Linked DNA regions of Homo sapiens: region 1 is linked to region 2. Evidence: read pairs that join two places in POLR2A ChIA-PET (ENCODE). Cell type or tissue: A673. All regions are shown on one strand. Links, peaks and the distances in the headings refer to the core of each region. The heading gives the core; the rest is flanking DNA. Region 1 overlaps LOC105378128 (a long non-coding RNA gene). Region 2 overlaps LINC01558 (long intergenic non-protein coding RNA 1558).

What was found. Peaks named below come from ENCODE experiments on the same cell type or tissue, not always from the same donor. Only the 100,000 strongest peaks of a DNase experiment are listed, where the experiment ranks them.
Region 1: POLR2A ChIA-PET joins it to region 2 with 5 read pairs; 1 of 35 experiments calls an interaction of 5 or more read pairs at or near these places.

Annotation. Positions count from the first base shown.
Region 1 is chr6:167,483,512-167,490,405 of GRCh38, forward strand. LOC105378128 (a long non-coding RNA gene) reads left to right here. Exons shown (of 3, transcript XR_943267.2): 2 at 1,608-1,721; 3 at 5,275-5,736. Among named protein-coding and RNA genes, the nearest start is that of TTLL2, 160 kb to the left of the region's middle. In A673, for the core only: a CTCF peak has its summit at 2,260 (motif pointing right); a DNase peak (open chromatin) is centred at 2,270.
Region 2 is chr6:167,779,777-167,786,983 of GRCh38, forward strand. It overlaps LINC01558 (long intergenic non-protein coding RNA 1558), which reads right to left. Exons shown (of 4, transcript NR_026773.1): 4 at 4,761-5,720. Among named protein-coding and RNA genes, the nearest start is that of LINC01558, 13 kb to the right of the region's middle. In A673, for the core only: no CTCF peak of the experiment used is centred there; DNase peaks (open chromatin) are centred at 3,565 and 4,205; H3K27ac peaks cover 2,140 bases.

The DNA.
Region 1 (6,894 bases), core at 1-5,000, 300 kb before region 2:
GGAAATATCTCTCATATTTAGATTTCTTGGAAGGTAGTTGCTGAGTATGGTATAGAGACTTATTCCAATTATGGAGATCCTCTAAGGGATGCCAAGGATTGGGAGTTAGCCTGAGAAGGAATCATGCGGTCTAATTGCCTGTTGGGTTCTTTCTGTGCACTGCACAGACAAAGTCCATTCACCGAGACCACAGCATTGCAGTAAAGACAGCTTTTAATTGGCCAGGCATGGTGGCTCACACCTGTAATCCCAGCACTTTGGGAGACCGAAGTGGGCAGATCACCTCAGGTCAGGAGTTCTACCAGCCTGACCAACAGGGAGAAACCCCGTCTCTACTAAAAATACAAAAATTAGCCAGGCACGGTGGCGTGCACCTGTAATCCCAGCTACTCGGGAGGTGGAAGTGGGAGAATCACTTGAACCTGGGAGGCGGAGGTTGCAGTGAGCCAAGATCATGCTAGATCATGCCACTGCACTCCAGCCTGGATGACAGAGAGAGACTCTGTCTCAAAAATAAATAAATAAAATTATTTTCTAAGCTGTTCATTGACTTTAGAATAATAAAATACAGACCCTAACAATAAAAAGTTAAAAGTTTAATTTCAGAGCTATTATACTGTATATAATACAAAGAAAACAAATACATATTGTATAAATGTAAATAAACGATTTAATTAGTTATATGATAGGCCACAAAAACCATGTAACTTTTAAAACACAGAAATTGTATAAGCCCCATTACTGAGCACAATGAAATAAAATGTAATTTTATAGAAAATAGTAAGAGGCCGGGCGTGGTGGCTCACACCTGTAATATCAGCACTTTGGGAGGCCAAGGTGGGTGGGTCACCTAGGGTCAGAAGTTCGAGACCAGCCTGGCCAACGTGGTGAAATCCTGTCTCTAGCAAAAACACAAAAATTAGCCGAGCAGTAGTGGTGCATGCCTGTAATCCCAGCTACTTTGGAGGCTGACACAGGAAAATCTTGAGCCTGGGAGGCGGAGGTTATGTTGAGCCAAGATTGCACCACTGCACTCCAGCCTAGGTCAAAGAGTGAGACTGAAAAAAAAAATTAAAAATTAAAAGAAAGCGTGTGATTGACATGAGGCTGGGCATGTGGGACAGCTGGAGTTCCCATCACTCATGTCAATCTTCCCATAGGCTTGGGGCTAGGGATTTTCAAGGATAGTTTGTTGGGCAGGGGGCTACGGAATGGGTGCTGCTGGCTGGTTGGGGCTGCCGGCTGGTTGGGGCTGCCATCACAGGGGTGTGGAAAATGGTCCTCCTGAGCTGCATCTGTCTCTGGATGAGGCCCCAGGACCAGTTGAGTCATGAGTCATGAGTCCAAGTGGAGTTGGCTCGTAGGCAGAAATGCAAAAGTCTGAAAAGTAATCTCAAAAGGCCAACCTTAGGTTCTACAAAAATGGTATTATTTACAGAAGTCATTGGGGAAGTTACAAATCTCGTGACCTCTAGAACAATGGCTGGTGATCATCAAACTACGCCTGCATCTTAGCAGAGTTCAGGCCCCACTCATAATCCTGCAGACCCATATGAATTTGCCACTGCTAACAGGCTAGCCTGTGTAACTTCCCACCTCTCTCCCAGCCCTGCTCTGTGTTTTATGGACCAGGTCTCTTGGCACCAGGTGCTTATTGAAAATGCAGACTCCAGAACCCACTCCAGGACTCCCGAATCACAGAATTTTCACAAGCTCCCTAGGTGAGTACTGTGTACACGGAAGTCTGAGAAGCACCGTCCTAAGTTGGGTGGTCTTGCACTGGCATGAGAAACAGAGTCCTGTTTTCTTACAACCACCCCCTGCCAACCCCAGTACAGGAGTGTGCAGCCCCACGGAGGCCCCACGAGCTGTCCTCTCCTCATGCCTATAACCTCTTTTCACAGCTCCTTTTCATCCGCCCATTCCCATCCAGCATGGGAGTGGAGCCAGGCACAGAAGACCTCTGCTGCTTCCTCTCCTGTGCCCCGTAGACGAGCTCCTTGTGCCTGCTTAGGGCCCACACTGTCCTCTTCGCTGGGCTTCCTGCCTCGCTCAACCTGAACATTTTAGTCATCCTCAAGAGGTGACTTGACCCTCACTCTGCTCTAGTTCTCATCCGCCCATTAGACCTGAGGCAGGCACGTTTTCTTCTACTCTTTATACCCCGAGTTCTTTGCTAACTGAGCACACAGGACATGGATGCTGGTTGAGGAAGGAGTGGGATGTCATCACAGACCCCGGACAGGAGGGATATTTCCACCAGGGTGCAGTATTTCACACTGATTCATGGATATGAGTGGGTTGCTTTATAAATTCCTCCATTAGCTCAACTATTTCCAAAGGAAAAAGTGAAAACAGATCTGGAAGATGTTATAACATCGTCTAATAACGGGGGTGGGAAAATGGCATGGAAATTTAGATATTAACATGGATTTGTATTCTTTTCTCCTATAAACTCTAAGACTGCATTTGAGACAATAAGCCATTTCTGTGTTAAGGATTGTAAAACACTACATGGCATCTCATTGGCTTTCATCATGTCTGTACTTAAAACAAAACTATTGGCCGGGCACGGTGGCTCATGTCTGTAATCCCAGCACTTTGGGAAGCTGAGGCGGGTGGATCCCTTGAGGTCAGGAGTTCAAGACCAGCCTGGCCAACATGGTGAAACCTCATCTCTACCAAAACTATAAAAATTAGCTAGGCGTGGTGGTGGGCACCTGTAATTCCAGCTACTCAGGATGCCGAGGCAGGAGAATTGCTTGAACCCAGGAGGTGGAGTTTGCAGTGAGCCCAGATCACGCCACTGCACTCCAGCCTGGGTGACAAGAGTGAGACTCCATCCCCCCGACCAAAAAAAGAAAAAAAAAACTATTTATCAAAACTACCTCGATGGAACTTTTCATGTAATTCAAAACTTGAACATCAGATGTTCCCTGCCTCTTTAATAAGGAGTGGAATCATTGCCGAGAAGATGCAAACAGGATCAGAAACAAGCGGAATCTGTCAGGATGCTCAGCAGCAGGTGTGGGAGGCATGAGGGGCACTGCGCCTGTATCTTCACTCCTCACCCGGCTTCAGAGTTGACGTCAAGCTCTGAAAAAGGGAGCTCCATCTGTGATATCCACCAAGTCCAACCATCAGCAAAGCCTAAATGTGTGCCACTGCTCCTCCTCCTTGTTTTCAGACCTCCTCATTTCCTAACAGCTCCTCCTCTCCTGCCTCTCCTCCAGCCACAGTGGACTCCTCGCTGGCCATGGGCATGCCGGGGGCTCCAGCTCTCTGGGCTGCTTGTCCCTCAGTGATCTGGAAGTCTGATCTCCTCACTGTTGTGGATTGAATTGTGTCTCAGTAAAGATGGGTTAAAGTCCTGGCTCCCCTGCCTGTGAATGAGAGCTTATTTAGAAATAGAGTCTTTGCAGATGTCATCAAATTGAGATGAGGCCATTAGGGTAGGACCTAACCCAAGAGGATCGGTGTCCCTCAGAAGAGGAGAAGACAGAGACACACAGGGAAGATGCTGCATGGAGACAGGTCGGAGGCTGGAGAAGCAGCTGTGAGCCAGGGAGCACTGGGGCGTCAGAAGCTAGAGGAGGCACCTTGAGATGGGATTTCTGGCCTCCAGGGCTGTGAAAGAACAATTTCTGTCGTTTGAAGCCACTTAGCTTGTGCTGCTTGGTTACAGCGGCCATAGGAAACAAATTCACTCGCCTATCTCAAGTGTGGTGGAGACATTCCCTTCTCAGTGTGGTCCATTCTAATCACTCTATTGAAAATGGCAACATCCCCCAAACACCTTCTGATCCTCCCTGACCTGCTGACTTTTCCCCTTGGTGCGAGTCCGCTTACGGATGTGCACATCCCGCCTCCTGAGGTTCGGTGCTGTCTTGCTGCTCAGGTGCAGCTCTGTGAGGTGGGGATGTTCGCTTTGTTCGCTGGTGCGTTCTAAGGGCCTAGAACAGGGCCTGCCACATAGGAGGCACCTGGCACATAGTTTTTGGATGAAAAAATGGATATTTTCCCCCAAGGTATCAGTGTATAAGTTAAGAGCACCTGCCCAACTTAAGTTAATAAGATTCCTGTACAGGAAGATATATTTATACAGGATCATGTTCTCAAATGCATTCACGAACCAGCCTCAGTGAACGGCATCTTCCCTGAAAAAGCATTGATTGCGTTCCTTTTCTTTCCATTCAGGCCGCTCACTATGCTCCAGGCTCCTTCTTCCCCTGCTGCAGTCCTGGTCATCCGCTGTCCTCCTCCTTAGCTGCTCCTCCCTGCCCACACGGGTGCTCCTGCTTTCCTTCTCAGTTCTCCCTTCTCCTCCCGCCGCAGGTGCCGATTCCTCTGCCCCTGATGAATGCTCCCTTTTTTCAGCGGCGTCTATTCTTACTCCATCAGCGTTTTACATGACGTCATCACCTCCTGTGGTTTAACAGTCTCTTGTGTGCTATGGATTCTCAGGTCTGTCCCGTTCACAGGAGCCAAACCTCTGCATTCAGCTGCACACGCTGGCTAATGCCTCACAAGCTCCTGACAACATGATCAAATCTCAGCTCATATTCCTCCATCCCTGTCCTGCATACATGTGGCATGTGCGTGTGAGCATGTGGACATATGCACGTGTGTGTGTGACTAACTGGCCAGTTAATGAAACCAGAGGTTGTGCCCTTGACTCTTCCCTGCCTCTCAGCCCTCCACCCCAGCTAATGAGCAAGCTGTGTCAGTTTTACCCCACATCCCCCCGGCAGGTGCGGCTCTGGGAGGTCGAGAGCTGGAAAAGGTGTCGCTCTCACCATTACAGGAAGGAAAAAGTGAGGAAACTGTAAATTAATGACTTCTCATCAGAGAACTGAGATTTCAGGCAAACATCTAACTATACCTTGAAAGCTCTTTGTTCTTGTTCATCTGTGGTATTCCTATGCACTCTTCAAAACCCTGCTGGAAAGTCCTCCCCAAACACCCCAGAGTCAATGATTCATTCTTAGTGCCCCTATGCTCCTTTCACTTTTGCTCTGCAGAGCCTCTTCTGCATATTTCATTTTGCCAACAGGCCTGTTTCCATGGACTTCAGCATCAGGCAGGCCTGGTTCCCAGTATTCTGCTTCGAGGATTCACCCCTCCAAGCTTCAGTTTCCTTAGATGTGAGGTGGGGGAAAAAGTCACGGCCACATGACGTTATTTTGAGGATTTCACGAGGCAGTGAAAGTGGGGTGCACAGCACTGGGCCTGGTGCAGAAACAATACCCAGTGCCATGTCTCTCTCCCCAACAGGGTCGTGGTTCCTGAGGAGGAGAACTGCAGTTTCAGCATTGCCTCCACATTCAGCATGGGGTGCTCAGAACCTTCCAATATGCGAGGCAGGCTAGTCAATTAGGGGAGAAAGCTTATCTCTTTAAAGCAAGTTAAGTGAATGTTTGTTTCTTTAAAAAAAAAATCAAACTGCCAAACTATTTTCTGAGTGGCTGTACCATTCTACGCTTCCACCAGCAATGAAGAGTAATCCAATTTCGCCACATTCCCACCAACATTTAAAACTGTGGGGATTCTGATAGGTTTGTAGTGATGTCTCATTACGGTTTTTGGTTTTCTGGGTTTTGGTTTTGGTTTTTGAGACAAGGTCTTGCTCTGTCTCCTAGGCTGGAGTGCAGGGGTACAATCTCAGCACGCGATAGCCTCCACCGCCCGAGCTCAAGTGATCCTGCCAACACAGTCTCCTGAGTAGCTGGGACTATAGATACATGCCATTATGCTGGGCTAATTTTCTTTTCATTTACTTTTTTAAAGACAAGTTCTCAGTATGTTGCCCAGGCTGGTCTTGAACTCCTGGACTAAAGTGATTCTCCCACCTTGGCCTCCCAAACTGCTGGGATTACAGGCATGAGCCACTGTGCTCAGCCTTCATTATAGTTTTAATTTGCTCTTTCTTAATATTTAATGATGTTGAATATCTTTTCATGTGCTTACTTTCCATTTCTATCTTCTTTAGTGAAATGTTCGTTCTTTAGTGAAATGTTTTACCCATTTTTTAATTGGATTTTTTTGGTTTGTTTTTATTTACTATTGAATTTTTAGCCCTCTTTATATATTCTAGATAAAAAGTGTTTGTTGGATATGAGGTTTGCCAGGATTTCCTCCCAGTCTGTAGCTTGTCTTTTCATCCTCTTCACAGGGCCTTTTCCAGAACAAAACTTTTTAATTTTGATAAAGCCAATTTATCAATTTGTCTTTTTATGAATTGTGCTTTTGGTTTCTAGTGTAAAAACTCAGCCTAGCCTTAGGTTCTATAAATTTTATCTTATATTTTATTCTAAAAGTTTTATAGTTTTACACTTAGCATTTACATCTGTGATCCACTTTCAGTTTTCTTTTGTATGAGGCATAAGGTTTGCGTTGAGGGTCACTGTTTTCCCTATAGCTGTCCACTTGTTCCAGCACCACTGTTCAAAAGGCCATCATCCACCCATTGAATTGCTTTTGCAACTTTGTCAAAAATCAACTGGTGGCCAAGTGCGGTGGCTCATGCCTGTAATACCAGAACTTTGGGAGGCCAAGGCAAGTGGATTGCTTGAGCTCAGGAGTTTGAGACCAGCCTGACCAACATGATAAAACCCCGTCTGTACTAAAAATTCAAAAATTAGCCAGGTGTGGTGGCACATGCCTGTAATCCCAGATTCTTGGCAGGCTGAGGCACGAGATTTGCTTGAACCTGAGAGACAGAGGTAGCAGTGAGCCGAGATCAAGCCATTGCACTCCAGCCTGGGTGACAGAGCAAGACTCTGTCTCAAAAAAAAAAAAAAAAAAAATCAGCTGGCCATGTTGGTATGGGTACATTTTTGGGCTCTTTATTTCATTACGTTGATCTAACCCTTCTTACTAACACAAGATTTTGAT
Region 2 (7,207 bases), core at 1,232-6,231:
GTCATTTGTGAAGAACAGACGTTGATTCTCACACTCCGGAGGCCGGGTCCGAGATCAAGGTACCGGCAGGTTCAGTGCCTGGTCAGGGGCGGCTCCTCTCAGACAGCACCTTCTCCACGTCCTCACATGGCAGGAGGTGAGGAAGGAACAGACTCGCCCCTTGAGCCGCTTTCTAATAAGGAGCTAGTCCTCCTGCACGTCCCTCCTCTCAGCACCGTCACACTGGTGACCACGTCTCCACATATGAATCTTGGTGGACACATTCAGGCCACAGCAGACGCAATGGAAAGGATAGTTCAAAACATAAAAATGGTCACAATTTTAGTAGCAAAAGGCCAGCCTCCTGTCTGGACTGACGTTGGGCCTTCTGCTGTGGGTTTCCTGAGAGACTCACTCCCCTCTTCACACGCAGGCCTCCTTCACTCTCCCGGGGGTCCTGGCTAGGAACCTCCACGCCCACCACCCACTGCTCATCTTCTGCTGCCCCCAAAGCTTAGATGGCCTGTTCACCCAGTGTTTCTCATCTGCCTGCCTACACCATCTCTTCACATCTCAGCTTAGCCACGACCGTCTCTCGGAGCCCTCCGGACCTTCGAAGACTGGTCTAGGGGCTTTCCTATGCACTTACAAGGCAGCCTTTAAGCCCCAGTGGTCTTTCTCCTCCCCAGGCTGTTTTCCTAAGGCAGGAGGTCTGTATTTGGTGGCATCATACACTGGGCACTCACCAGGCTGACCAAGCCTACCCTCGGGGACTGTTTGTGAATAGCTGAGCAGCAGGGGCCGGCGGAGAGACCTCAGCTCTGGGTTATCCGTCCACTAGCAGCCATCCCCTTGTCTGCTGTGGTGGAACATGAATCTTAGCAGAAATGCACAAACCACCCCAACCATAAAACTGCATGCATTCCTACTCAGCTCATTATCAATCAAGATGTGAATTTATAATCCTGGTAATTACTAATCAATAAAATTAGACCAGATAAGTCCCTGAATTGTCAAATGTAAAAATGAGAATGTGAAAAGAGCTAGTTGAGAGGTCAAAACACAGAGGAAGTCCTGGTGTGGCAGCCACACGTGGAACCCCAGCACTTTGGGAGGCTGAGGCCAGCCCAGAAGCTCGAGCCTGGGCAACACAGTGAGGTCCCATCTCTCCAAAAAAATATTTAAAATTAACCGGGCGTGGTGGTTGCATGCCTGTGGTCCCAACCACTCGGGAGGCTGAGGTGGGAGGATCACTTGAGCCCAGGAGTTTAAGGCTGCAGTGAGCCACGATTGTGCCACTGCACTCCAGCCTGGGCTATAGGGCGAGACCCTGTCTCAAAAATAAATTAATACTTTTAAAAGCACACGTACAGAGGAAGAAGGCCTGAATGATTCTCAAAGCCCATCCTGCACCTGCCCTCCCCACAGAATGACTCCAGCTTTGCCTGAGCACTCACAAGGAGAGCCAGGCCCAGGCCCTCCCCACAGTGATGTGCCATCAGGTGGAGAAGCCACACCCTCCGCCTGTCCACTCCCACACTCACCGTTGCTGTGTCACACGTGGGCAAAGGAAGAATCGGAAACTAAAGGTTGTCAGTTACCTTTTCAGGGAAATACACGTCCCCATTTGTTTTCTAGAATGAAAAGAACAGCTTCAAGGTGTTTAGAGGCTCCTGTCAATGCCCCTCATGCTTGGAAATGAATGCAAGCTGCAGATTCGGGTTGCCTTCTCCACTTGCTGCAAATGCACCTTTAATTGCTTGTACACATCACGTTTTCCCGGGGAGCTGATGAGTCACCTGCCTTTCCACTCATAGGCTCACGCCCACCTCAATCCATCCTTCTTTATGTCCCTACAGGTAAAGAAAATTGCCTGCATTAGCTGCCCTGACAGCCACCCACTACTCCCGAGGGTGAACATCCAGAAGAGAGAAGGTGCACCTCTCAGAGTCGGTCTGGACCGTAACAATGGGAACGGTTATGCTCTTTCAAAAGGCTCTTTCTCTTTTATGCCCACAGATAAAAGTTAGGGACTTCTTGCTGAATCCCAGGAGGTAGTAAAAAAAACCACGAATCTCCATCCAAGGATCCCTGCACCTAGTCGGTGCCTCCACGGCACTCCGGTTTAAAGACCAGGGATCTTAGTCGTCACTGTTTGTAGAGAATGAGAAGAATCAAACCTCACAAAATTAAATCGCTTCTGATGCTCTCCCTTCCAGGCATGCGAATGGGCCCATGCAGACAACATCTTTGTGCTGGGCTATTTGGCCTGATGTATGTAAAAGATCTGTGAATCATGGCAGTGAGTAACGCAGCACCTTCACTTAGTAGGGGCTCATCAAGAGCTTGGCGAATACATAAGTGGCTGGATGAATAAATCACTGAGCTCTGCAGGCTTAAGTCTGTCTTTGCTCTACTGACCAGATCGGCAAATCCCCACCACAGAAGAGAGTTCTCAGGGCGGCAGCTCCCTGTCTCAACCCTCCCTAGCCCTACAAAATTATAAAAACAGATGATGGCTGCACAGGTCTCTGAAGCAGGGCTAGATCCATAAATTAACTAATGGAATTTAATCCTTGCAATAAGATACATTCTTTATAGGTGAGAACCCTGAGCATCAGAGAAGGCAACTAACTCAGCCAAGCTTAAACAGCCATGAAGGGGAGGAGCTGGGATGTGGGGGTCTGACTCCAGCATCTGCACTTGCAGTGACTGGGCTATAGTAGTGCCCCTCACATATTATATGAAAGCACGTGGGCTGGGCCTGACAATCTGTGTCTTAAACAACCTCCCAGGTAAAACCCATGCTGATGGTTGACGAACCTTACTAGGAGCCACAAAGCCCTTTTCCACTCTTGGTACTTCTCTGATCTGTCCTCTAGAACATCTTCTACAACTTTCCTGATTACACGAATGAATCTACCTTTTCATTTTTGTGATTCAGTTTTGTATGAGTCAGGATTCTCCAGAGAAGCAGAGCCAACAGGAGATATATAGATACAGAGATAGAGAGAGAGAGTGGGAGGAATCGGGGCTCATGTGATTCGGGGAACTGGCAAGTCTGGAGTCCACAGGGCAGGTCAGCTGCCTGGAGATGGAGATGACAGTTGATATTTCAGTCTGGAGTCCGAAGGCCAACTGGAGACAGAATTCCTTCTCCCTCTGGAAACTTCAGTCCCAGTGAAGCCTCTTCAGGCCCTCAGTGGGCCAGAGGAGGGAAAATACCCTTTTCTGTCTACACACCTGCTCTCCATGTCCACAGCAGCGCTCTATGACAGGAGAATGTTTGTGCAGTCACTTGGGACTTGCCTCCCTCCTGTGTCTAGTCCATGGTGCAGAAAGGTTTGCCTGCACTTTGGTCTTCTACCAGCCACTGACTTAAGAACTTTTGAAATTATTCTAATTGGCATTTTTAACATTTCATCTTTGAATGTTTAAAAATATTCATTGTAATGTAATTGTCAAGTAGGTAATGTGCTCAGGCACCACCAGCTCATTTCCCAGCTTCTGGACAGGTGACTGTGGCTTAACAGCTTCCAGTCTCCAGCAGAGACTGCCACTCAGTGTCCCCAGCAAAGCTCTGGAGTTCATCTGGAACCTGAAGGGCAAACAATCCAGAGAGACAGAGAGAGAGAGAGAGAGGAAGGAAGGAAGGAAGGAAGGAAGGAAGGAAGGAAGGAAGGAAGGAAGGAAGGAAGGTAGGTCTGTCCTCTTTAATAACAAGGGATAATTTGGGCTAAATTTTGCCTATGTTGCTGCACTTAGTGTCACCTTCAGCAGTAACTTTAACCATTCTGGAATATTATTGACACCTGTTCCAATGGAAGGAATGGAAGGAATTGACATCTGTTCCAATGGAAGTCTCTGATAAAGAAGTCTTTATCAATATCTAAGCAAGTTTTCACCTTCTATTGAATGCCAAGTTGTAAGTGCAGAGATATTTCATAATTGCTTCTTACCTCCAAGAGTTTCAGTCAACAGCTAAAATGACTCTTTTTGAAATAATGTATGCTGCTTTGAATCTACTCCTCAAAATTTACACCCCATCTAAAATGCTTTCCCAATTTTCCCATTTATCTAAGGCCTTGCTCATAACTGAATCCTTTGAAAAATATTACCATTTTCAAAATGTTTGCATACACTTAACCTTCAAGATGCCTGCACCAGGCACTCAGCATGAATGAAGTCAAAGCAAGTCCTGTGCTGCGTTCCCCCAAAAAAGCCTATTCTGTCCAGTGTCACAACTGGAAGCACATCAATCACTCCAAGGACCTCCCAGAAAGAACATCATTTCATCAGTAACTATGAGGAGATGATATATGTTTAGCCTACAAGGAAACAGATGCAAAAAAATTTCAGTGAATGTTTATATAATCTTTTGATGAGGAAGGCCTATTTTTTTTTATAAATAATACAAAAGCAAAGACAGAAACAATAAGGAAAACAGTCACAACTTTTATACCTAAAAGTGTAAAATCTCTAGATGCCAAACTTCAATTAACAAAATTACAAACAAATGAAAAGTCCAAATGAAATACTTGCACTATGCATGAAAAACAAAACATTTATTTTCTAGAATATTTGATTATTTTAACAATCAGTAAGTAAAAAAGATAACTCCCATGAGAAAAAAAATGAAGCCAGGGCATAATTGCCAACTCATTAAAAATATGTAAATATATAACATTTATATTAATATAAAAGATATAACAGAAAACATATTCATAATATTCAATCTCTCTAGAATTCAAGAAACATGTATCAAAAAAATGAGAAACCAGTTTTGTCATTGGAAAAGTTGTATTTATTTTTTATTACATTTTGATAAAAGCCCATTTTTGGTGAGGGTCTGACAAATCAGATGCTCTGAAACATGGGTGGAAGCGATGTCAATCATGCAACTTTTCTAAATATTGACAAAACTCAATATTTACCAGGATGCTTAAAGATTTCAAACACTTCGGCCGGGCGCAGTGGCTCACGCCTGTAATCCCAGCACTTTGGGAGGCCAAGGCAGAAGGACCACCTGAGGTCAGGAGTTTGAGACCCACCTGGCCAACATGATGAAACCCTGTCTCTACTAAAAATACAAAAATTAGCCGGGCGTGGTGGTGCGCACCTGTAACCCCAGCTATTCAGGAGGCTGAGGCAGGAGAATCGCTTGAACCAGGCAGCAGAGGTTGCAGTGAGTGAGCTGAGATCATGCCAGTGCACTCCAGCCGGGGCAACAGAGGGAAGCTACATCTCAAAAACAAACAAACCAACAAAAAAAGATTTCAAACACTTCAACCTAATTATTCCATACCTGGAAATCTAAGGAAATAATCAGGAATGAGCAAAATTTGGAATACATGAATATTTGTTGTAACATGATTAGTAACTATGAACCAATGATCTTAAATGTTCAAGAACAAAAGGGAGAAATAAATTGAGTTTATTCCACATTTGATAGAAAACTATACAGCCACTAATACAAATGCGATTTTGAAAAACATTTATTGACCTTGAAAAATGTTTATGCCATTGTTAAGAGAAAAAGCAGAATGAAAGCATTGCAGATAATAATGATTTCATCAGGAATATGTGTTAAAATTACCTGTGTATTTATATTTATTAAAAGTTCTGGGCCGGGAGCGGTGGCTCACTCCTGTAATCCCAGCACTTTGGGAGGCTGAGGCGGGCAGATCACGAGGTCAGGAGATCGAGACCATCCTGGCTAACATGGTGAAACCCCGTCTCTACTAAAAATACAAAAAATTAGCCGGGCGCAGCGGCAGGCGCCTGTAGTCCCAGCTACTCGGGAGGCTGAGGCGGGAGAATGACGTGAACCCGGGAGGCGGAGGTTGCAGTGAGCCGAGATCGCGCCACTGCAGTCCGGCCTGGGCGAAAGAGCGAGACTCTGTCTCAAAAAAAAAAAAAAAAAAAAAGTTCTGCTCACTGATATTTTAGATATACCCCCTACTGAGAACCAACAATATGCCATATGATCCCAATTCTACTGCGTACAAAACATTGAAACAAAATCCAGAAAACACTCATTGTGTTTTGCCCTACATTAGTACATTTATCATTTGAAAAAAGAGGGCACCTTTTTTTTTTTTTTTGAGACGGAGTCTTGCTCTGTCGCCCAGGCTGGAGTGCAGTGGCACGATCTCGGCTCACTGCAAGCTCTGCCTCTCAGGTTCACGCCATTCTCCTGCCTCAGCCTCCCGAGTAGCTGGGACTACAGCTACCACCCCCGGCTAATTTTTTGTATTTCAGTAGAGACGGGGTTTCACCATGTTAGCCAGGATGGTCTCGATCTCCTGACCTCGTGATCCGCCCGCCTCGGCCTCCCAAAGGGCTGGGATTACAGGTGTGAGCCACCACGCCCGGCCGGCAATTTTTAAAAGTACAAAATGAAGCCTTTAATCTGGCATAAGATATGCCATTAATATTGTTTTTCTTTATTTTAGATTCCATTTCTTTCTTTCCATTTTATTTTTATAGAGATGAGGTCTTACTATGTTGCCTAGGCTGGTCTCAAACTTATGGCTTAAAGTAATCCTCCCACTACAACCTCTCCAAATGCTGGAATTATAGGCCTGAACCACTGCTCCTGGCCTAGATTTCCTTTCTTAAATCAAATTTTCCTTTGATAGCTTTTCTCATACCCAAGCAGAGAGCCACTTCGGTAGCACATTGAGATTACACAATTGCTTGCATCTTTTATTGATGCTTTTCATCATTTTTCAAATTGACAAAAATTTCCCAAGAGACAACCAAAAGTTAAACTCAATGTTCACATAATGTTCATTCAATGTTTATGAAAATGTAATGTTTTCTTTACTAATTTAAACATATCTGTCAGATAATAAACACTGACTTTTTAAACTTAAGGACTATGTTTTGCTGAAAAAGCTTTTTTTTGAACAGGAAAAGGCAGTTAACAAATTGATACATTCTCCTCTTCCTACTTCTAACTCATGAAGCTAAAAACAGTTCATTGTATCATAGATCACTTTCTACTCTGAAAACATGGACAGAGCTCACCTCCTAGAGTGGCAAAAATCAAACACACTTGCTAACAACATAAAGAGCCATATTTATTAAGAGCTCCTGATAGGTTACAATAAATCAAGTTAAAATCAGTTAAAAATAACATGTGTTCCCTTTCTGCTAGGATCCAACTCATCATTTAGGACGTGGTTGGAATAGGAATTGCTCAGTAGAGACTAATGCTAACTCC